Regions from separate parts of the Homo sapiens genome. Here region 1 is linked to region 2. The links are chromatin loops, found by intact Hi-C in ENCODE. Cell type or tissue: GM12878. All regions are shown on one strand. Links, peaks and the distances in the headings refer to the core of each region. The heading gives the core; the rest is flanking DNA. Region 1 overlaps TRIM22 (tripartite motif containing 22). Region 2 overlaps OR52N2 (olfactory receptor family 52 subfamily N member 2).

The links. Peaks named below come from ENCODE experiments on the same cell type or tissue, not always from the same donor. Only the 100,000 strongest peaks of a DNase experiment are listed, where the experiment ranks them.
Region 1: a loop joins it to region 2, with 3 times the contacts of the local background. A loop is called at or near these places in 4 of 110 quality-filtered maps.

What each region holds. Positions count from the first base shown.
Region 1 is chr11:5,696,510-5,705,501 of GRCh38, forward strand. TRIM22 (tripartite motif containing 22) reads left to right here. Exons shown (of 8, transcript NM_006074.5): 2 at 1-146; 3 at 739-834; 4 at 1,806-2,036. Among named protein-coding and RNA genes, the nearest start is that of TRIM22, 11 kb to the left of the region's middle. In GM12878, for the core only: no CTCF peak of the experiment used is centred there; no DNase peak of the experiment used is centred there; H3K4me3 peaks cover 808 bases.
Region 2 is chr11:5,811,541-5,827,956 of GRCh38, forward strand. OR52N2 (olfactory receptor family 52 subfamily N member 2) reads left to right here. Exons shown (of 2, transcript NM_001005174.3): 2 at 8,742-9,943. The coding sequence starts at 8,796. The coding sequence ends at 9,761. Among named protein-coding and RNA genes, the nearest start is that of OR52N2, 11 kb to the left of the region's middle. RefSeq lists an enhancer at 14,461-15,030. In GM12878, for the core only: no CTCF peak of the experiment used is centred there; a DNase peak (open chromatin) is centred at 6,951.

The sequences.
Region 1 (8,992 bases), core at 993-8,992, 120 kb before region 2:
AGAGAGATGTCTGTGAGCACCATGGAAAAAAACTCCAGATCTTCTGTAAGGAGGATGGAAAAGTCATTTGCTGGGTTTGTGAACTGTCTCAGGAACACCAAGGTCACCAAACATTCCGCATAAACGAGGTGGTCAAGGAATGTCAGGTAGGCTCCAAGATAGAGGAAGAGAGAGCAGAGAGCAGAAGATGGTACCTAATGTGAAATCTCCACTTTTTTTGTCCTGCTTTATTCCCCTTGTCACCATAGAACGGAGAGCCCTGTGATCTCTTTCCATACTCTTTGCTTAGTTTCTGATGCCTGAAGGACACTGCTGCACATTGTTTTATTTAAAAAAGAGTACAAATTTTTAGCAAGGAAAAGTTGAATGAATGGAGAATTGCTTTGTAAGATAAGCTTTCATTGCCCCTCCAAGAAGAACAGTATTTTTGGGAACACGTCTGGTTAGATGTGGGAAGAGTGGCAATGAAAGGACGTCTTTCCTTACTGCAGGGTCTGCTTTTTCTCTAGGAAAAGAATCAGGCTACTCTTGATAAGAGGATGGTGACTTCCATCATCCAGGAATAAAGAATACATTCATCTCCTCAGATTTTCCCCCATGCCATAGGTTCTAATCACCAGCCTCACTGTTTCTGTAAACTAGTTTCTTCTGAGAGCCATCCAATTTCTTCCTTGCTGTCCTCTATTCAGGTGCTGAGAAAGCTCATAACTTTACTCTGGTATAATTTATTTCTTACAGGAAAAGCTGCAGGTAGCCCTGCAGAGGCTGATAAAGGAGGATCAAGAGGCTGAGAAGCTGGAAGATGACATCAGACAAGAGAGAACCGCCTGGAAGGCAGGAGGAGACACCTCCTAAGGGATAATTAGACAGGAATCTGGGCAGGACCCTGGGCTCTATCACAAGGAGACCCCTTCCTCTTTGCTGTGCTAGAATTAACAAGCATAGAAGTCATTTGATTAGGTCTCAATTTAACTCCTTCCCTGTTGGAGTTTAGGGGCTGGAGAGTAGACATATCATAAATCAACACTATATTTGGAAGTGAAGGCATGGAGGGAAATATCTGTGAAAACGCTTCCTGTGAATCCTGTGTTCCATTTGTGTCATCAGGTTTGAGGCTCCAATCCTTCCAGTAAACACCCTGGAGAAAGACCCAGGATTCCCTGTTTAGGGGGTTTCAGTAGGGGGATTTTTTTGTTTGTTTGTTTGTTTTTTGAGACAGAGTCTCTCTCTGTCATACAGGCTGGAGTGTAGTGGCGCGATCTTGGCTCACTGCAACCTCTGCCTCCCTGGTTCAAACGATTCTCCTGCCTCAGCCTCCCGAGTAGCTGGGACTACAGGCATGTGCCACCATGCCCAGCTAATTTTTTGTATTTTTAGTAGAGATGGGGTTTCATCATGTTAGCCAGGATGGTCTCAATCTCCTGACCTTGTGATCCACCCATCTCAGCCTCCCAAAGTGCTGGGATTACAGGCATGAGCCACTGTGCCAGGCCAGGTAGAGGGATTTAAGATACAGAAAGGCAAAGTTGTTCAGGACAGGTGTCTACAATCCAAGCCTCACCCAGGCATCACATTTTGTCTCAGATTAGGCCTCAATAAAACTGACTTGAGTGTATTGCTTTGGGAGGAGCTCAGGTTAAAAAGTAGAAAAACATGGCTTCACCAGAAATTGTGTATTGGCTTTTGCCTCCTATTCCTTTTGAGAACTCCCTGAGGAAAACTGTTCTTATCCTGTCTCCCAGGCTCATACAAAGCAGGCCTTCAACCAGCCAGACTGACTGCCTCTTTCTCTTTTCATTCCCAAGAATTATATCCAGATCGAGAGACAGAAGATTCTGAAAGGGTTCAATGAAATGAGAGTCATCTTGGACAATGAGGAGCAGAGAGAGCTGCAAAAGCTGGAGGAAGGTGAGGTGAATGTGCTGGATAACCTGGCAGCAGCTACAGACCAGCTGGTCCAGCAGAGGCAGGATGCCAGCACGCTCATCTCAGATCTCCAGCGGAGGTTGAGGGGATCGTCAGTAGAGATGCTGCAGGTAAGACTTGGGATGGAGCACCTACGTAAGAGATTAGGGGAAAAACACAGAGGCCGATTTTCCTTCCCTTCCCAGTCTCTAGGCTTTCTTCTGTGTGGTGACATGAAATGGTTCCTTTGGCCCGGCATGCCCCTTTTATGCCCATCATTTCAGGGGTCACAGAGATCATTAAGTGTATGAATGGGAAGGGAAATTCCCATTATTATTCACTTATGAGAGCAGTGTAAAAATTTGAGCTTGGAGAGGATTCTTTGTACCATGAGCATATCAGTTTTAGAACTTTCCCATCACATCAAAAACATTTCTCATGCCTGTTTGCAGTCAATATCTGTTTCTACCTCCACCTCCTGGCAGCCTATCTGTTTTCTGTCTGTATAGAATTGGCTTCTCTGGACCTTTCAATATGAATTGAATTATAAAACATGTAGTCTTTTGCATCTGGCATCTTTAACTTAGCATAATATTTTGAGGTTTATTTATATTGCAGTATGTATCAGCATTTTGCTCTTATTGCTAATACTATTCCATTATCTGAATATATCATATTATGTTTATGTATTCACCAGTTGGTGGCTATATGAATATTTTCCAGTTAGGGACTATTATGAATAATGCTACAGTAAACATTCACTTACATGTCCTCATACAAACATGTTTTCATTTATCTTGAGTAGATTTTAAGAGTGTTGTATGTTGTGGCCGGGCGCGGTGGCTCACGCCTGTAATCCCAGCACTTTGGGAGGCCGAGGCGGGTGGATCATGAGGTCAGGAGATCGAGACCATCCTGGCTAACAAGGTGAAACCCCGTCTCTACTAAAAATACAAAAAATTAGCCGGGCGCGGTGGCGGGCGCCTGTAGTCCCAGCTACTCGGGAGGCTGAGGCAGGAGAATGGCGTGAACCCGGGAAGCGGAGCTTGCAATGAACCGAGATTGCGCCACTGCAGTCCGCAGTCCGGCCTGGGCGACAGAGCGAGACTCCGTCTCAAAAAAAAAAAAAAAAAAAAAAAAAAAAAAAAAAAAAAAGAGTGTTGTATGTTGTTTATGTATAAGTTTTAAGTTGTCGTACTATTTTCCAAAGTTGTTACTCACTTTATATGAGTAACAATACAAAAGCTTATAAAAAGCAATATAAAAAGTTTCTAGGTTCTTCACATCCTTGTTAATACTTGATTATTTCCTTTTTTTTTTTTTTTTTAGTTACAGCCTTTCTAGTGGGAACATAATGGTATCTCAATGCAGTTTTGATTTGCTTTTTCCTAATAACTAACACTGCTGAAAAGCTTATTATTTCCACATGTAGATTCTGTACCTTTTTAAAGAGTTTTTTCTGTTTTACTTTTGGTGCTATTGTAATTTTTTTTTTATTTCAAATTTCAATTCTTCATTGCTGGCACATAGAAAGGAAACTGACTTTAGTATTTTAATCTTGTATATTGCAACCTTGCTATAATTACTTATTAGTCATAGAAGAGTTTTTTTTTTAATGTCAATTCTTTGGCATTTTCTACATGGAGAATCATGTCATCTGAGAATAAAGTTAATTGTTTCATACTCTGCAGTTTGTATGGTTTTTTTTTTTTGGTGTATTTTTTTGGAGACGGAGTCTCTTACTGTTACCCAGGCTAGAATGTGGTGGCACAATCTCACCTCACTGCAACCTTCACCTCTCAGGTTCAAATAATTCTCCTGCCTCAGCCTCCCAGGACTAGCGCACACCGCCACACCTGGCTACATTTTTTTTGTATTTTAGTAAAGACAGGGATTCACTGTGTTGCCCAGGCTGGTCTCGAACTCTTGAGCTCAGGCAATCTGCCCGCCTTGGCCTCCCAAAGTGCTAGGATTAAAGGCGTGAGCCACCGCGCCTGGCCAGCAGTTTGTATAGTTTTTATTTGTCTTTGCTTGTTTTATTACACTAGCTAGGACTTCTAGTACAATGTTCAACAGGGATGGTGAGAGGGGATATCCTTTCCTTTTTTCTGACCTTAGGGGGAAAGTACTCAGTCTCTCACTTATAAGTATGATGTTAGCTATAGGAGTCTTTTTTTTTTTTTTTTTTTTTCAGATTTGTAATGAAGTTGAGAAACTTCCTCTTTTTTTCTTTTTTTTGAGACGCAGTCTCGTTCTGTCACCCAGACTGGAGTGCAGTGGCACGATTTCGGCTCACTGCAAACTCTGCCTCCCGGGTTCAAGCGATTCTCCTGCCTCAGCTGGGACTGCAGGCCGCCCACCACCACATCCAGCTAATTTTTGTATTTTTAATAGAGACAGGGTTTTGCCATGTTGGGCAGGCTGGTTTTGAACTCCTGACCTCAGATGCACCCGGCCGAGAAACTTCCTCTTTATTCCTAGTTTGCTGAGACTTTTTATCATGAATGGTGTGAATTTTGTCGAATAGCTTTTCTGCCTCAGTTGATATAATCATATGATTTTTCTTCTTTATTGATATGGGAGATTACATTAATAATTTTCAAAGATTGAACCAGCTTGCATACCTTGAATAAATCCCACTTACTTGTGGTGCACAATTTTTATATATATTTTGTTGGATTTGTTTTACTAACGTACTGTTGAGAATTTTTGCATCTGTGTTCATGAGAGATACTGGTTTCTGGTTTTCCTTTCTCATAATGTCTTTACTTGGCTCTGGATTAGGGTAATGCTGACCTCATAGAATGTGTTACAAAATAGTCCATCTCCTTTCATTTTCTGAAACAAATTTGGGGAGAATTTTAATAATTTCCTTCTCCAACTTTTGGTAGAATTCATCAGTTTACCAATAAAACCCACTAAGCCTATTTTTAAAGTGTTGCTTAATATTTTGGAGTATTACAGCTGTCTGTTACTGATTACTAGTTAAATTCTATTGTTGCGTAAGAAAACATTTTGTATGAGTTCAATTGTTTACATTTGTTAACGTGTATTTTGTGGTATAGAATGTGTTATAGCTTGGTTAATTTTCAATGTGAGCTTGAGAAGAATAGATATTTGCCTTTAGATGGAATATTCTATGAATGCCATTTAAATCAGTTGCTATATAGTGTGCTGTTCAGGTACAACTGTAGCGGTAATCATTTCCTGTGGCTGCTGTAAGAAATTGTCACAAACTTTATAACTTAAAACCTCATACAAAAAAATTGTCTCATAGTTCTGAAAGCTCAGAGCCCAAAATCAATGTACCAGCAACCACCAGAAGCTAATAGGGAAGCGTGGAACAGATTACAGCAGGGACCAACATTACCAATATCCTGATTTTGAACCTAGCCTCAAGAACTGTGAGAGACTAAATCTCGGTTGTTTAAAAACCATACAGTTTGTGCTGCTACGTTGTTAGAGCAACCCCAGAAAATTAAAACGCCTACCATTTTTCACTGTTTTCTATTGACCGTACTTGCTCTTTGCTTTTTTTTCCCTTCCTCTCTTTTTCTGCCCTCTTTTAACTATTTTGTATTATTCAATTGATTATTTTATATTATTCAATTTTCTTTCCTCTCTTAGCTTATTAGTTATATATTACTAATATACATCACAAATATAGCTATATTAGTTATATATAATATACATAACTAATATATATTAGTTATATATTACATATACATAACGAATATATATTAGTTATATATTACATATACATAACTAATATATATTAGTTATATATTATATATACATAACTAGTATACATAACTAATATATATTATATTATATATAGTTATATATAATATATAACTAATATGCCTAAAGGTATATATATAAATATAACTAATATGCCTAATAATATAACTAATATAACTAATAATAATATAACTAATATGCCTAAAGGTATATATATAAATATAAAACAAACATACAAATATATTTGAAATATAAAAATATTTTAAAAATATAAACTTTTTATAAATATATAAAAATATATTTTAAAAATATAAATAACACTATACATATATATATAAAGGCTTAGTGGTTTCCCTGGAGTTTGCAATATGCATTTACAACTAATCTAAGTCTAATTACAAATAACACTATACCCCTTCACATGTAGTGCAGGTACCTTAGAGCAGAGTATCCTCAATCTTGAGTAACGTTGCTGTCATTCATTTCACTTATCCATAAGCTGTAATCGCCCACTACATTGTTGATATTATTACTTTAAGCCATTATCTTATATATTAGTTGAGAATCAGAAAAACAAAATATTTTATTTACCTTTACTTCTTTTTCAGTGCTCTTTCTCTCTTTGTGAAGATCTGAATTTCAGACATATACTCTTCTTCCCCCTGAATAATGTCTTTTAACGTTTATGGCAAAGTATTTCCTTCATTATTGCGGGACAAAATTTCTGAATATAAAATTCTTGAGTCATGGGTGTTATTCTTTCAAAACTTTAATATTTATTCCACATGCTGAACTTTTACTAGTTTTAGTAGTTGTGTGTTTGTGTGTGTATATTCTTTGAGATCATTTACATACTGAATCATGCTGTCTGTAAATAAATATAGTTAATTTTAAAACTGCAACTTTTATTTTAGATACAGGGAGTATATGTGCAGGTTTGTTACATGGGAATATTGGGTGATGCTGAGGTTTGGGATACAGATCCCATCACCCAGGTAATGAGCATATTACCCAATCAGTAGTTTTTCAACTCACACACCCTCCTCCCTCCCCTAGTGTAGTCTGTAGTGTCTATTATTTCCATATTTATGTCCACGTATGCTCAATAGTTAGCTTCCACTTATAAGTGAGAACATGCAGTGCTTGATTTTCAGTTCCCGTGTTAATTTGCTTAGGATTATGGCCTCCAGCTGCATCCATGTTGTTGCAAAGGACATAATTTTATTCTTTTTTTTTCTTTTTTTTTTTGAGATGGAGTCTTGCTCTGTCACCCAGGCTGGAGAGCAGTGGCGCAATCTTGGCTCACTGCAAGCTCTGCTTCCCGGGTTCAGGCCATTCTCCTGCTGCATCCTCCCGAGTAGCTGGGACTACAGGCGCCTGCAACCACGCCCGGCTAATTTTTTGTATTTTTAGTAGAGACGGGGTTTCACCTTGTTAGCCAGGACAGTCTCGATCTCCTGACCTCGTGATCCGCCCACCTCAGCCTCCCAAAGTGCTGGGACTACAGGCATGAGCCACCGCGCCCGGAAATTTTATTTTTTTTATGACTATGTAGTATTCCATGGTGTATATGTACCACATTTTGTTTATCCAGTCTACTATTGATGGATACCTGGGTTGATTCCATGTCTTTGCTACAAGCAAGAAAACAAAGAACCCCATTAAAAATGGGCAAAAGTCATGAACAGACATTTATCCAAAGAAGACATACAGGTGGCCAACAAACATATGAAAAAATGCTCATCATTGCTAATAACCTGAGAAATGCAAATCAAAACCACAACGAGATACCATCTCACAACAGTCAGAATGGCTATTATTATAAAGTCAAAAATTAACAGATGCTAGTGAGGCTACAGAGTAATGGGAACATGTACTCTGTTGGTAGAAATGTAAATTATTTCAGCCATTGTAGAAAGCAGTCTGGAGGTTTCTAAAAGAACTTAAAACAGAGCTACTGTTAGACCCAGCAATCCCCCTGCTGGGTATATACCCAAAGGAAAATAAATCATTCTACCAAACCAAATATAGTTTTACTTCTCTTTCATGCTAGATGTCTTATTTCTTTTTATTTTTACTCTTTTCTTCTTTATCTTTCTTTTTTTTTCTTTATTGCACTTGATAAAACTTCCAATACAATGTTGACCTTAGTGGTGAAACCACACACGCTAGTCTTTTTCTTGATTTTAGGAGGAAGTAATTCAGACTTTCACTATTAATTATGTTATTAGTTGTATACTACTTATACATGTTTCTTATCAGTTTTTAGGATGTTCTCTTTTATTATCAGTTTGTTGAGAGGTTTTATCTGAATGGATGTTGATTTTCTTGTTGAATTTTAGGAGTCATTTATAGATTCTGGATATTAATACCTTATCAGACATATAATTTGTAAATATGCTTTCCCATTCTGTAGATTGCCTTTTCGCTCTCTTCATAGTGTTCTTCATAACTTAAAAGTGATTTTTTTAAAGTTTCATTTTGGTAAAGATCTGTTTATTTATTTTTTTCTCACATTGCCTTTACTTTTTGTATCATAGCCAACAAATCACTACCAAATCCAATGTCATGCAATTTTCCCCTTTTCTTCTAGGAGTTTTATATCTTTAGGTCTTTGATTTATTTTTAGTTATAGTGGTTATATGGTATAAGTTATCTATTTTTAATGTTATTGTAGCCATTGTATTATATTGTGCCCTGTTTCACAAACAGTTTGGTAATAAGGGTGAAGAGGTGGCAGAGAGCTGAGGAATGTGCCATTTTTTGCAAACAGTTTGGTAATAAGGCTGAAGACGTGGCAGACAGCTGAGGAATGGACCATAGAGGACAATATTTGTTTGTCTGTCTAACCTCTATTCCTTTTGATTGTTTCTTTATAATAACTTTTGAGGAACCATCCCTACCCTGCCTCATTCCCTGCAGTTGGTTAAAGTAGACAAAATTAGTAGCATTAGGCATGTATATGTTACTCAGTTCTGGCAAATCATTATATCCAACTCTTATATTTTTACCAACTTTACAGTAATTATTTTAAGATATATACTTGACTCAATTGGAGTCGATGGTTTGCATGCCTTAGAATTTTACTGTCATGAGTAAAAAGAGCCGTTGTCTTTTCTGATGGGTATCATATCAGGGATAATAATTTAAACCAGGAGAGTCAAGCTGATGCCATAATTAATCTGAAAATAAGTCAATATAATAGGTATGAAATATAATTTTTAGAAGAAAAACCAGATTCTGATGGCAAGATTTTAGTTTAAAGATGTAGCTATGAGTAAAATTATACTTGACCCCTTGAATTTGTTTTTTAAAAATTTAAACCAGTTTTAGTTGGTTTTGTCAG
Region 2 (16,416 bases), core at 3,728-11,727:
GTAACCACAAAGCAAAAACCTATAGTAGATGCACAAAATATAGAAAGTAAAGAACGAAAGCACACTATTAGAGAAAATTATCTATCACAAAAGAAGACAACAAGAGAAAAAGAAGGGAAGAAAGAATGTAAAAAACAACAAGAAAACAACAAAATGGCTGTAGTAAGTCCTTACTTATCAATAATTACCTTGAAAGCAAAATGATTAAATTCTTCAATCAGAAGACATAGATTTGCTGAATGAATTAAAAATAGAAGACCCAACTATTTGCTGCCTGTGAGGGCATCACTTCACCTCTAAAGACACACACACAGGTTGAAAGCAAAGGAATGGAAAAAGATATTTTGGGCAAATATAAGGCAAAAGAGTTCAGAAGTAGCTATATGTATATTGGCTAAAATAGCATTTAAATCAAAAACTGTTAAGGCAGGAACAGAAAATCAAACACTGCATGTTCTCACTCATAAGTGGGAATTGAACAATGAGAACACATGGACATAGAGAGGGAAACAACACACACCAAGGCCTGTTGGGGGTTGGGGGTTGAGGGGAGGGAACTTAAAGGATGGGTCAATAGGTACAGCAAACCACCATGGCACACGTATACCTATGTGACAAACCTGCACATTCTGCACACGTATCCTGTTTTTTACTTTGAGAAGAAATGAGGAGGGTCGGGCAAGGTGGCTCACACCTGTAATCCCAGCACTTTGGGAGGCCGAGGCAGGCGGATCACGAGGTCAGGAGATCTAGACCATCCTGGCTAACACGGTGAAACCCTGTATCTACTAAAAAATACAAAAAATTAGCTGGGCATGGTGGCGGGCGCCTATAGTCCCAGCTACTCAGGAGGCTGAGGCAGGAGAATGGCGTGAACCCAGGAGGCGGAGCTTGCAGTGAGCCGAGATCCTGCCACTGCACTCCAGCCTGTGTGACAGAGCGAGACTCCATCTCAAAAAAAAAAAAAAAAAAGAAATGAGGAAAAACAAAAATTTAAAATAGTGTAAAGGTAATTATATATTGATACAGAGGGCAATTAATCAAGCACATTAACCATTGTAAATATATATGTCTGTAATATCACAGCACCTAAATATATAAAGAAAATATTAATAGAGCTGAAGGGAGAGATAGACTGCAATAAAATAATAGTAGGGGATGTCAACACCGCATTTTCAACAATGAAAAGATCACCCAGATAGATAATCAACAAGGAAACACTGGACTTGAACTATACTTCAGACCAAATCAGTTATATTTTAGGCTGGAAAACAAGTCTTAAAAAATTTAAATTTTAAATAAAAATTTAAAGACTGAAATCATATCAAATATATTTTTCTATCACAATTATATAAAACTAGAAGCCAATAATAAGAGGAAGTTTGAAAAATTTACAAATACATGAAAATTACACTCCTGAAAAACCAATGGATCAAAAATTAAATAAAAGGGGAAACTAAATAATATATTGGTACTAATGGAGATGTAAGCACAACAAAGGAAATCTCATGAGATGCTATGAAAGCAGTTCTACAAGGAAAGTTCATAGCAAGAAACACCTACATCAAAAAAATAATAAAGATCTCAAATAAATAATCTAATGTTATATTTCAAGGAACTAGAAAAAGCTTAACCCATGTAATTAGAAGGCAGGTAATGATAAAGATCAGATCAGAAATAAATGAAATAGAAATTATAAAAAAAAAGTAAAAAGATTCAAATGAAATAAAATTAGAAATGAAAAAAGAGGCATTACAACTGAATCCAAAGAAATCCAAAGGGTCATAAGAGACTACTACAAACAATTATATGCCAACAAACTGGATAACTTACAAGAAATGGATAAATTCCTTGGCACTTACAACTTACAGAAAGTCAATAAGGAAACATTGGACCTGAACTGCACTTACAACTTACCAATACTAAATCATAAAGAAATAGAATATCTAAACAAACCAAAGATAAGTAAAACAATTGAATCAGTAATAAAAAATCTCCCATCAAAAAAAATAAAAAAAATCCAGGACATGGAGGCTTCACTGCTGAATTCTACCGAACATTTAAAGGGGAATTAATACCAAGTATTTTCAAATTCTTCCAAAAAGTGAAAGAGAAGGGAATACTTCCAAACTCATTTTAATAAGCCAGCATTACATTGACATCCGCCAGACAAGGACAACAAAAAAGAAAACAATAGGCCAATATCCTGTTAAACAGATGCAAAAATCCTCAACAAATTCTAGTGAACCGAATCAACAGCACAGTAAAAGGATCATTCACCATGATCACTTGGGCTTTATCACCGGAATACAAGGATGTTTCAACACACACAAATCAATAAATGCAACACACCTCATTAACAGAATGAATGACAAAAATATATGATCATTTCAATAAATGCAGAAAAAGCATTTGACACAATTCAACCTCCTTTCATGATGAAAACTTTTATCAAGTTAGATATTAAAGAAGTGTACCTCAACACAAGTATCAGAAGCCCACAGCTAACATCATACTCAGTGGTGAAAAGTTGAAAGCTTTTCCTCTGAAATTAGACAAGACATAGGTATCCTCTTTCACCACTTCTATTCAACATAGTACTGAAAGTCCTAGCCAGAGCAATTAGGCAAGGACAAGAAATAAAAGGCCTCTCAATTGAAAAAGAAGAAGTAAAATTATCTTTGTTCACCGTTGAAATGATCTACTATGTAGAAAACCCTAAAGATTCCACAAAACTTGTTAAAATAATAAATGAGCAAGGTAACAAGATACGAAGTCAGAATGCAAAAATCAGTTGCCTTTTTATACGTTAACAACAATCTGAAAAGAAATTTAGAAAAAACAATTCACAATAGCACATAAAATAATAAAATACATAAGAAAATACAAAATACATAATAAAATTATATTTTATTTTTAATTCCATTGTAAATTAAATTATTTTCCTAATTTCCTTTCAGATTGTTTGTTATTAATGCAAAAGCAAGAAACTTATATAATTAAAACTGTAAAATATTGCCGAAATAAATTAAAGAAGACATTAATAAATGGAAATACATGCCATGTTCAAGGGGTGGACGATAGTATTGTTAGGATGTCAGTACAACCCAAAGTAATCTACAGATTTAGTAAAATCCCTATCAAAATCCCAATAATTAATTTTGCAGAAATAGAAAAATCCATTCTACAATTCATATGAAATCTCAAGGGACCCTACATAGCCAAAGCAATCTTGAACAAAGAGAAAAGCTGGAGGACTCACATTTCTGATTTCAAAACTTATGACAAAGTGACAGTAAACCAAAACAGTGTGGCACTAGCACAAAGTCAGAACTGCAGACCAATGAAGTAGAACAGAGAGCCCAGAGTGAACCCTCACATATGTGGTAAAGTTACTTTTGACAAGAGTGTCAATATCATTCAATGTTGAAAGGACATTCTTTACAATAAATAGTGCTGAGAAAACTGGGTATCTACATGTACAGAAATGAAGTTGGACTGTTACATAACAGCATGTCCAAATATTAACTCAAAATGGATCAAAGACGTAAAAATAAAACCTAAAATTATGAAACTCTTGGAAGAAAACAAAGAGAAAAAATTTTATGACATTGGATTTGGTAATGATTTCTTGGAAATGACACTAAAGGCACAGGCACAGGAAACAAAAGAAAAAAACAGATAAATTAGACTTTATGAAATTTGTTTTTAAATTGTGCATCAAAAGATTCTATAAACAAAGTAAAAAGGCAACCCACAGACCAGAAGAAAATATTTATAAATTATATATCTGATAGGTATTAATATCCAAAATATATATAGAGCTCCTAAACCTCAACAACAACAACAAACAGCTTAATAAGAAATGGGCAAAGGATTAGAATAGACATTTCTCCAAAGAAGATATACAAATGGATAATAAACACATAAAAGACACTGGACATCAGTAATCATTAGGGAACTGCAAATTAAAACTACAATAAAAAACCACCTTACACCAATTAGGATGGCTACTATAAAAATAAACAGAAAATAATAAATGTCAGTGAGAATGTAGAGAAATTGGACACTTGTGCCCTTTTGGCAAAAATGTAAAATGCTACAGCTGCGGTGGAAAACAGTATGGTAGTTCCTCAAAAAATTAAAACTAAAAATAGCATATGATTCAGCAATCTCACTATTGCGTGAGATCCCCAGGAGAATTGAAATCAGTATGTTGAAGAGGTGTCTGCAGTCACACGTTCATTGCAGCATTATTCACAGTAACCAAGATATAAGAACAATCTAATTGCCCATCAATGGATGAATGAATAATGGATAAGCAAAATGTAGTATGTATGTGTATGTGTGTATATACATGTGTGTATATACGTGTGTATATATACATTATATATGTATATATATATGTATGTGTGTATATACCTGTACATATAATGCAATATTACTCAGACTTAAAAAGGAAGAACATTCTGACATCTGCTACCACATAGATGAAACTTAGGACATTATGCTAAATAAAATATGCCTGTCACAAAAAGACAAATATCATATGATTCCATTTATATAAAGTACCTAGAAAGGTCAAAATCATTAGACAGCAGAAAGAATAGTGGTTGCCAGAGGCTGGTGGGAGGGCAAATGGAGAGTTATTGTTTAATGGGTGTAGAGTTTCAGTTTGACAGGATGAAAAGAGTTCTGGAGATGGAGAGTGGTGATGGCTGCAAAACATGATGAATGTATTTAATGCCACTGAACTGTATATACCTGAACATGATTAAGATGGCAAACTTTGTTATGTATATTTTACTACACTACAAAAAGAATGAATCGGGCATGTCAATAACTAAACCAAACACAATACAAATATTTATGAGCAAAGTGATAAATTATAGGGCACCCTATGAACTTTCTTTTTAAAGAACTGCATAGGAGGTCTTCATGCAGTTGAGTGTAAACAGTGCGGAGGCCATGTATGGTCTCCAATTTAGGAAGCCTGATCTAAATCTTCTTTTTTTGAGAGACACGGTCTCACTCTGTCACCCAGGCTGGAGTGCAGTAGAGTTATCTCAGCTCACTGCAACCTCTGCCTCCCAGGCTCAAGCGACCCTCCCATCTCAGCCTCCCGAGTTGCTGGGACTACAGGCTTGCACTACCACGCCTGGCTAATCTTTGTATTTTTAGTGGAGACGGGTTTCACCATATTGTCCAGGCAGGTCTCAAACTCTTGGGCCCCCCAAAGTGCTGGGATTATAGGTGTGAGCCACTGCGCCTGACCTCCTGATCTAAATCCAACCAATGTTTCATACCAATTCTCATTTTTCTACATTTTTAGATCTAAAAGAGAAGAGTTTACACTGAAACTCATATATGTATTTTTGTAATAGCTGCATTAATTTAAATTTTGACAAAATAATTTTGTGTGTATTCTATTGTTTTATAAACACAACTAAATTTTTCATTTAAATGAAAGTTTTGTTTCCAAGGAGTCGCAGGAATCTTTATACACCTGTATGTAATATTGCTAATGCTGAAAGCTAAACAAAACAACAAAAGGAATACATTAATTTTTTAAATACTTATAAAAGAAATTTCTGGAAATACATACATCAGACTTTAGGTTTTAATAGCATTTACTTCAGAAGTGGATTAAGGTGAAATGTGAGTTTATGGGAATGTTATGACTATTTTCTACTTCATATCATTTCATACAAAAGAGTTTAAGTATAGAAAAATTGTGTTTTGTGGGGTTTTTTAGTAAAAAGGAAGAAAGGTCAAAATATACAATTACTTTCCACTATAATATAAAATTTAAAACCAATACTACCTTGAAAAAAAAGTTTGCAAATACAACAGACAATGGGTTGATAATTTTCATTTTGAAAGTGCTTATCATGCAATGAATAAACACTAACACCTCCAATGAAGATGGACAAGGAGGTGGATGACTAATAAATATACAAAAAAAGTTGACCAAGAACGCTTGAAAAAAGTGACATACTTACTACTAGTGAAGTTAATTTTAATTCAATTTAAAATACAAGTGAGACAGTATTTGCACTAGTGAAGCTTGGGAAAGAAGGTATATAATAGTATTCTTGGGGGCATGGTTCAGTCGCTTTGCATGGAAATGAACATCACCACAGATTTTATTGAAATGATTTTTTCTAACGTTTATCAACACAATTAAAATTGTGCATGCCTTTTGAGCCCATAAACTTCAATAACATTTCTATCTATCGGTAGAGAAGAAAAATCAGAAATGCATACAGAGTGGATTAAGATATTCATTGAGGAATTATATTTGATAGAAAAATTTGGAAACAAATATTCAAGAGTAATAAAACACATGATTAAATTTGGTACAGCTATTGGATGGAAAGAAGGTCTAGCTATTAAACTTTTTAATTCAAAGCATATACAATGTCATGATGAAATGTGCACAAAATAATACTAGCTGGAGATAGAAACAATGTATACAACTCCATATCATCTGCAATTTACTTTTTTGAAATATCGGAATATTATACATAATAATTATAAAGTGATTGAATTAAGCACAGAAAACTTTTTAGAGGGCTTATTCCTCTGTTTTAGAATTACAAGTGATTTTCAACTCTTTATTATACTTTTCCATAGTTTCCAAATTTTCTATATTAAAGACATACTTCTCTTGTTGTAAGAGGAAAAAAAAAGTTTTAAAAAATTATGTTTTTCATGACCAGACTTGGTGACCATATTTCCCACTTGGGAAAAGGCATTAAACTTTCTCTACTCAAAAGCTGCTAAATATACATCTATTACCAGCAGGCCCAAAGTTCACTCTCTTTTAAACAGAACCCACGGAGACACCTAATTGTGGAGACTAAATCAGCCTGGGGCATCTTGTTGGAAATTCCCCAGGGAAACAAAAAATTTTATGTAAGAAGATGTCATCCTAGATTTCAAACAACTCCTAAAGATTCTCAGCCATGCACAGAGATTTGATTGTGCCTAGCACTGAGGTGAGATTGGTCAATTTTCATAAATCCCTATTTTAGGAAAGGGTAAAGACATTTTTGGCAAAGAATGCAACAGCCTGATACACTGAAACAGTTTTAAAAAGTAATAGCAGTAAGGGGCAATGTTTTTTACTTTCTCTTTCACTTCTTAAGAGGTAATGGCTCTTTTTCTTTCTGGGTGGCTTCCACTGGACTTAATCTTATTTTCTTTTCATTCCATTCATTTCAATGTGGTGTACACATAAAAGATGGTAGACACTAGAAATTTTAATCTTTAAGTTTGTCTTGTCTAAGAACATAAAATGATGGTTTCTTGAAACAGTGACATTCTGGAGAGGTACTGTGAGAACTTCCTTATAAGAAGGGATTATTTATATGAGATCCAGTCAGGTAGTATTCAGAGATCACGAGCTTCTGAAACATGTGGTTGCTTTACATTTCCCTCCATCATTGGAAATTTCCATGTACTCTAGCCAGTGGACATGACAACTGCAGTGATTTCTAGAATGTTTCGGTCACAGAACTCTAAGCCTTGTGGATTCACAACCATGTAATCCATGCCATCACACTGCAAATGTATATCTATTTCTGCTAGATAGTGAGGAATGTTTGGCATTGGCTTTGCTCCATGGGGTCTACTACAGAACTTAAGGATTAGGGTTTTATTCCGAATAAAAAAAAAATTGAATAATTAGGACACTTCAACTTTCTTCAAACACCCCTGAAGCTATAAATTCCTTCAAATACTATTCAATTCTTTCTACTGCTCCATCAAGAAATAGCAATCCAAAGATGTGGTGCTATTTTTTAATTGACTTCCTTTCAGTTATAACAAAAATAATACTAAATTAAAGCAGTACAAACAGTCAATAATCCCAGAACTTCAAGGGCTTTTTGAGTGTAAATTTAGTATTGAGAATGGATAGGGAACTTGTGAAAAGATAGAGAAGCCAAATTTTATACCTAATTGAATTTAGATCTTTAGCAAAATCACTACTAAACTTACGTAAAACTTGTTAATGATTTAGAATTGTAAATATCTTCCTGTTTCTTGTCAAGAACTTCCTTTCAAATTCCATGGTATAGAAAAACATGATTTTGACATCAGATAGAGTTTGAGTATCAGACATACCAAATTCTTAACTCATGTATTCACTCATTCACATATATTTTATTATCTACTATGTATTATCTTGAGTAAGTTATGTGGGACATTACTGACATCTTATATATAGAATACAAGCATTTTTTGTTATCAAGGCAGGGGAAAAGTGCTAATATTTGAGATATTGTTAAAAACGGAAAGTTAAGCTACTGATAAGAACTGGTCATATTAGGGTGATGCTGTAATTATACCCATGTGATTTCAGTGACAAGACTCAGGTACAATTAGAATGGGAAGATTCTGAGAGCACAGAATAGAAATGGACTTATTGAAGGAGGAAGACAGTTACAGCCTAACTCACAATTTGTTATCAGAATGTAGTACAGTATAAGAGTTGTGCTGGGGAGAGGTGTGGTAAGTGAGGATAGTTAATCAAAGTTTGCAATGGCACATTGAGTAGTGGTAAGACTGTACTGCTTAGTGACTTTGGACACTGTAGTTCAAAGTCTTTCTTGCTATAGTTGGAAGAAAGAATTTCTGGTTATCAATGTAAGGTGAATGTACATGGCACTTGAGGTTCACTTTGTCCAAACCAGTACCTCTTATCTCGTCTCTAACTCTCCCTCTCCCTCTCCTAGGCAGAAAGCAATGGCTGCTAAAGAGTATAAAATGCTCTCCTCCTGTCAGCCATCATGTCTGGGGACAACAGCTCCAGCCTGACCCCAGGATTCTTTATCTTGAATGGCGTTCCTGGGCTGGAAGCCACACACATCTGGATCTCCCTGCCATTCTGCTTTATGTACATCATTGCTGTCGTGGGGAACTGTGGGCTCATCTGCCTCATCAGCCATGAGGAGGCCCTGCACCGGCCCATGTACTACTTCCTGGCCCTGCTCTCCTTCACTGATGTCACCTTGTGCACCACCATGGTACCTAATATGCTGTGCATATTCTGGTTCAACCTCAAGGAGATTGACTTTAACGCCTGCCTGGCCCAGATGTTTTTTGTCCATATGCTGACAGGGATGGAGTCTGGGGTGCTCATGCTCATGGCCCTGGACCGCTATGTGGCCATCTGCTACCCCTTACGCTATGCCACCATCCTTACCAACCCTGTCATCGCCAAGGCTGGTCTTGCCACCTTCTTGAGGAATGTGATGCTCATCATCCCATTCACTCTCCTCACCAAGCGCCTGCCCTATTGCCGGGGGAACTTCATCCCCCACACCTACTGTGACCATATGTCTGTGGCCAAGGTATCCTGTGGCAATTTCAAGGTCAATGCTATTTATGGTCTGATGGTTGCTCTCCTGATTGGTGTGTTTGATATCTGCTGTATCTCTGTATCTTACACTATGATTTTGCAGGCTGTTATGAGCCTGTCATCAGCAGATGCTCGTCACAAAGCCTTCAGCACCTGCACATCTCACATGTGTTCCATTGTGATCACCTATGTTGCTGCTTTTTTCACTTTTTTCACTCATCGTTTTGTAGGACACAATATCCCAAACCACATACACATCATCGTGGCCAACCTTTATCTGCTACTGCCTCCTACCATGAACCCAATTGTTTATGGAGTCAAGACCAAGCAGATTCAGGAAGGTGTAATTAAATTTTTACTTGGAGACAAGGTTAGTTTTACCTATGACAAATGAAACATAGAATAGACATATTGTTTCAGGTGGTGAGAAAATAATGGAGACAAAATTTCATAAAAGATGTGAATAAAATGGTATTAAAATCATGACATGTAATTTACCCATGTAACAAACTTGCACGTGTACCTAAAATAAAAATAGAAATAAAAAATCAAAATAAAGACATAAATTTGTAAGTCACCATAATATGTCAATTTTCTGAAGTCTCTGCAAGTTCTTGAATTTGTGTGTGTTGGGAGTGGGGGCAAGGATCTGCCAAAGCAGAGAATGCAAAATAAAGAAGTAATATACCCATTACTTAAAGAGTTGATGCTTTTCCTAAGCGTTTATAGACTCACATGTTTGTGAGACCAGAAAGGTAGTAAAATAAGGACAGCAGACCTGCTGACAATCCCTGCGTTGCGTGTAAGTGGGGAGGCTGTAGAGACATAGAGAAACGTGGGTCCAGTGTTCACTATTTTTCAGTATTTTTTAAAGACAAGCTAGATTTATATGTTCTATGAAATCTCCCCATTTTAATTGTCAGCAAAATATGTGTTAAAATACCCTATAATTCACAGAAGAATGTCCAAGGGTTCTGTTTTTCCCAAGTCATCAGTTTAGGGTCTCCATTTAAAATGGATCTAAATGGGAACAATAGACTCCAGGTTCTTCGAAAGGAGCGGGAAGAATAAACACTGAAAAGCTTTCTGTTGGATACTACATTCACTATCTGGGTGAAAAAATCTACAGAAGCCCAAACTTCAGCATCATGTAATATAACCTTGTAACAAACCTACACATGTACACTCTGAATCTAAAGTAAAAATAAAATAAATAAATAAATTATAAAATGGATCTGAAAATATAATTGTCATGTTATTGACCAAGCAGGCAAACCATTAAGCTATTAGTATATATTATAATTTATTTATTCATTCACTCATCAATTCATTTTTTGAAACACTAATTTAAGCAATATTATTAGTCATATCTTAGATTTATTGAGAGGGAGGCAGATGATACGGTTCCTGGTTTCAAGATACTCAGAATCTGGACTGTAGCCAGGGATGTGTGAGAAGAAATACATATAAAAGAAAGGGGAGAGAGAAAAAATGAATGCAGTGTGAAGGAAATAAAAAGTTTGTAGGAAAGAATTGGGGGAAATATAACATCAGTTTCAGATTCAATTCATCTCAAGTGTTAAGTCCTCTGTCTTTTAATTTCTAGCCACTAGAGTTGGACAGGCTACATAATCTCTCTAAATTTTGACTTCCATATTTTCTTCCAAATGTGAAAAAGAAAATGTATCACAGAGATGTTTCTTCTAATTAAATGCTCTGATGCAAAAAAAGCTTGTAGCACAATCTCTGATGTATACTAACCATTCAATAAATTTTAGTTATTTTTATGAGCTATTAGTTTCAACTCTGATTCATTATGAAAATCATAGTTTGAGGATAAATCTTTCCAGTTGTACAGGCAGTGCACAGTGCAGTATCAGTTTTGTGTGGACAAGCTTTCTTTTCTTTTTTTTTTTTGAGATGGGGTCTCACTCTGTCACTCAGGTTAGGCTGCAGTGGCATCATCTCGGCTCACTGCAACCTCTGCCTTCTGGACTCAAGTGATCCTCCCACCTCAGCCTCCTGAGTAGTTGTGACACAGGCATGCCCCACCATGCCCAGCTAATTTTTTTGTATTTTTGGTAGAAACAGGGTTTCACTATGTTGCTCAGGCTGGTCTTGAACTCCTGAGCTCAGGAGATTCGCCTGCCTTGGCACCCCAAGGTGCTGGGATTACAGGTGTGAGCCACTATGCCCAGCCATGGGCAAGTTTTCACTGAGTTCTCACAAACATACTATCAATGTCAGCCAACAAGTTTTTCTGGGTACAATCATGTGCCTGACTCCATGTGCCTACTCCACGCTGAGAAATGTAAATGAAAACAAAAACACTAGCTAATTCCTTGTCTAGTAGAGGATATAAAATGCAATGGAATCATTATAAAATGATAACAAGGTAATTGTACATCACAGATGTTCACAAAACTCATGAATCCTGAGAGCATGATCATCAATATCTATTGGAGGTAGTGAGTAAAGATTTTACAGGGAAAATAGTATATAGGGTCAATCTCGAATTATATGTATAAGTGTCCTACAAGGAAAAGCAGATGGAAATTATTTGGAAAAAAATAAACAACCTAGCTCTAATATTAAGGCTGAACAAAGAATAGCAAGTTTAGGTTCACAAAGGTTTTTGTATATTCAGAGGTAAAAGAGAAAGGGTGAGGAGTAAAAAATGTGACTAGAAAGGTAGACAGAGGTCCTATCAGGAAGTGCTTTGTGAGTCTTGTCACAACTTCAGGCATGCCCCACATTGCTCTTCATCTGAGAGATACTAAGTATATTAGAATCACCCTTCAACTTTAAGCAGCTGTTGCCCCATTCGTTACCCTTCTGGACTGCTCACATCTCCGCCATAACCACTGCCTCTTAAATCCTGTCTCCCTCTGTTTTTTCCTCCCCAACTTTCTTCTTTCTTCCACTAAAACTCATTTTCTTAGTTTTTACTTGCTTTTTCATGCACCAACCCAGGTTCTTTTCAGAACTCAAGGCATTCCTGTGTAGAGATCCCTTATGTCTTCCTCCATACTTACTTACTTTCAAAGTGTTAACTGTTCTCACACACACAAACACACACACACACATACACACACACACACAGTTTCAAGATAATAGCAACAACAATAACAACAAAAAGTACATAGCATTTATTTTCCAGAAATGTATTACTGTATTGCATTCTCATTTAATCCTAAAACCAACTGTAAGGATGGTACTATTTTATGTCCAGTTTACAGATAAGCAAACTTACAGATAAGATAATCTCTCTGAGCCACAGAGAGGTTAATAAGTTAATGAAAGTCATATAATCAGCGAGTGGTAGGTCTTGAATTTAAACCCAGGCAGTCTGGTTCCAGTGTCTTTAATTTTAATGACTATAATACACTGGACCATTTCTACAAGGAATTTAAAAATTTAAAGAATTTGTAGTATGCACTTTATGATTGGGATGGTATAAAGTCCTCCAGTGATGGCCCGGCACTGGACAAAGTGACAGATTTTTTTTCAGAAAATGGCTTATTAGAATATGAAGGGCTGCCATTGAGGCAGGAAGATAGGGTCTGGAGGCAGGGAACATAAGGCTGATCCACACTTCAGCTATAGAGGAAATACCCTCTCCATAGGGCATACACTGAGTAAATGACTTTGTAACTTTACTTGATCCTCTTCATTTACATACAGTGTACCCCAACTAGTGGGTATTTAAACTCACAAAAACTCTGTAACAGGGCCTTTGAGCCTCTATGCTCAGGCTGCTTCTACACTGTGGAGTGTACCTTCATTTTCAATAAATCCCTTCATGCCTTCCTTGCTTTGTTTGTGCATTTTGTCCAATTCTTTGTTCAAGACGCCAAGAACCTGGACACCCTCCACTGTTAACATCAAATTCTGAAAGTGCCACATGGTATTACACAAATGTACATAGTCATAAGACTAAACATTTCTGCATTTTCTAACTCATCCTAACAAATGACTTCTACAAAAGCCACGAAGACAAATTAGAGGAGTTAAATACTTTATATTGCAACCTCTGAGTTTCTTCCCGCTATGAACAGAAGCATAATTTCTTGCTCAGTGATGACCACATCAAAGATTTATACCTTGAACACCATATTTAAAAGTGTACCTAGTGCTCCCAAGTTTTTCTTACTCTCATATTTTTATAGAGCACATTCATTTCTAAATCATTATAAAATTTTATATATTTATTATGTTAACTGTTATTGGATGTCCTCTCCAATCATGCTCTTTAAATTATTAGTACCACAAGGCCAGGGACACTGGTTCGTGCCTGTAATCCCAGCACTTTGGGAGGCCGAGGTGGGTGGATCACTTGAGGCCAGAGTTCAAGACCAGCCTGGCCAACATGTATTTTAGTCTCTACTAAAAATACAAAAATTAGCTGGGCATGGTGGCACATGCCTCTAATCCCAGTGATATGGTTTGGCTGTGTCCCTCTGGAAATCTCATCTTAAATTGTAACTTCCACAATTCCCACATGTCATGGGAGGAACCTGGTGAGAGGTACTTGAATCATGGGGGTGGATCTTTCCCATGCTGTTCTCATGATCGTGAGTATGTCTCAGGAGATTTGATGGTTGTAAAAATGGAAGTTTCCCTGCACAAGCTCTCTTCTCTTGTTTGCCACCAGGTGAGACATGCATTTCACCTTCCACCATGATTGTGAGGCCTCCCCAGCCACGTGGAGCTGTGAGTCCATTAAACCTCTTTCTTTTGTAAATTGCCCAGTCTCAAGTATGTCTTTATCAGCAGCATGAAAGCAGACTAATACAGTGAACTGGTACCAGAACAGTGGAGTGCTGCTGAAAAGATACCTGAAAATGTAGAAGCAACTTTGGAACTGGGTAACAGGCAGAGGTTGGAACAGTTTGGAGGGCTCAGAAAAAGACAGAAAAATGTGGGAAGTTTGGAACTCCCTAGAGGCTTGTTGCATGGCTTTGACCAAAATGCTGATAATGATATGGACAGTGAAATCCAGGCTGTGGGGCTCTCAGATGGAGATGAGAAACTTGTTGGAAACTGGAGCAAAGGTGACTCTTGTTATGTTTTAGCAAAGAGACACAGCATTTGGCCCCTGCCCTAGAGATTTATAAAACTTTGAACCAGAGAGATGATTTAGGGTATCTGGCAGAAGAAATTTCTAAGGAGCAAAAAATTCAAGATGTGACTTGGGTGCTGTTAAACGCATTCAGTTTTAAAAAGGAAACAGAGCATAAAAGTTCAGAAAATTTGCAGCCTGATAATGAGATAAAAAAAGAAAAACTCATTTTCTGAGGAGAAATTCAAGCTGGCTGCAGAAATTTGCATGAGTAACGAGGAGCCAAATGTTAATCACCAAGACAATGGGGAAAATGTCTCCAGGGCATGTCAGAGACCTTTGAAGCAGCCCTTCCCATCACAGGCTGGGAGGTTTAGGAAGAAAAAAATGGTTTCATGGGACATGCCCAGGGTCCCTTTGCTGTGTGCAGTCTAGGGATTTGGTGTCTGTATCCCAGCTGCTCCACCCATGACTAAAAGAGGCCAAGGTACGGCTTGGGCTGTTTCTTCAGAGGGTGGAATCCCCAAGCCTTGGCAGTTTCCACATGGTGTTGAGACTGTGGGTGTACAGAAGTCAAGAACTGAGGTTTGGGAACCTCCATCTAGATTTCAGAGGATGCCTGGATGTCCAGGCAGAAATTTGCTGCATGGGTGGGGTCCTCATGGAGAAGCTCTGCTATGGCAGTGTGGAAGGGAAATGTGGGGTTGGAGCCACCACACAGAGTCCCTACTGGGGCACTGCCTAGTGGAGCTGTGAGAAGAGGGCCACAGTCCTCCAGATCCCCCAGAATGGTAGATCCACCAACAGCTTGCACTGTGCACCGGGAAAAGCTGCAGACACTCAATGCTGGCCCATGAAAACAGCCAGGAGGGGGCCTACACCCTGCAAAGCCACAGGGGCAGAGCTGCCCAAGACCATGTGAATCTACCTCTTGCATCAGCATGACCTGGATGTGAGGCAAGGAGTCAAAGGAGATCATTTTGGAGATTTAAGATTTGACTGCCCTGCTGGCTTTTGGAATTGCATGGGGCCTGTAGCCCCTTTGTTTTGGCCAATTTCTCCCATTTGGAATGGCTGTATTTACCCAATGCCGGTACCCGCATTGTATCTAGGAAGTAACTAACTTGGTTTTGATTTTACTGGCTCATAGGTGGAAGGGACTTGCCTTGTCTCAGGTGAGATTTTGGACTGTGGACTTTTGAGTTAATGCTGAAATGAGTTAAGACTTTGGGGGACTGTTGGGAAGGCATGACTGGTTTTGAAATGTGAGGACATGAGATTTAGGAGGGGTCAGGGTCAGAATGATATGGCTTGGCTGTGTCCCCACTCAAATCTCATCGTGAATTGTAACTTCCACAATTCCTACATGGGAGGAACCTGGAGGGAGGTAATTGAACCATGGGGGTGGGTCCTTTCTGTGCTGTTCTCATGATAGTGAATAAGTCTCAGGAGGTCTGATGGTTTTAAAAATGGGAGTTTCCCTGCACAAGCCCTCTTCTCTTGTCTGCCACCGTGTTGGACATGCCTTTCACCTTCCGCCATGATTGTGAGGCCTCCCCAACCATGTGGAACTGTAAGTCCATTAAACCTCTTTCTTTTGTAAATTGCCCAGTCTCAGGTATATTTTTATCAGCAGTATGAAAACCGACTAATACACCTAGCTTCTTGGGAGGCTGAGGCATGAGAATCACTTGAACTTGGGAGGCAGAGGTTGCAACGAGCCAAGACTGTGCCACTGCACTCCAGCCTAGGCAACAGAGTGAGATTGTCTCACAAAAAAAAAAAAAAGGAGAAAAATAATAAAAAAAAAAGATTATTAGCACCTAGCACCACAAAGACAGGGATCTTTACCTGATTTGCTTACTGAAGTGTCTCAAATACCAGGATAATTGTCTGCTATGTGGTAGATGTAATGAAAGCCTATCACAAGGGCTCTAACTTAGACAAGGTGGGTAGAAAACTCATTATTGAGAAAAGAACATTCAAA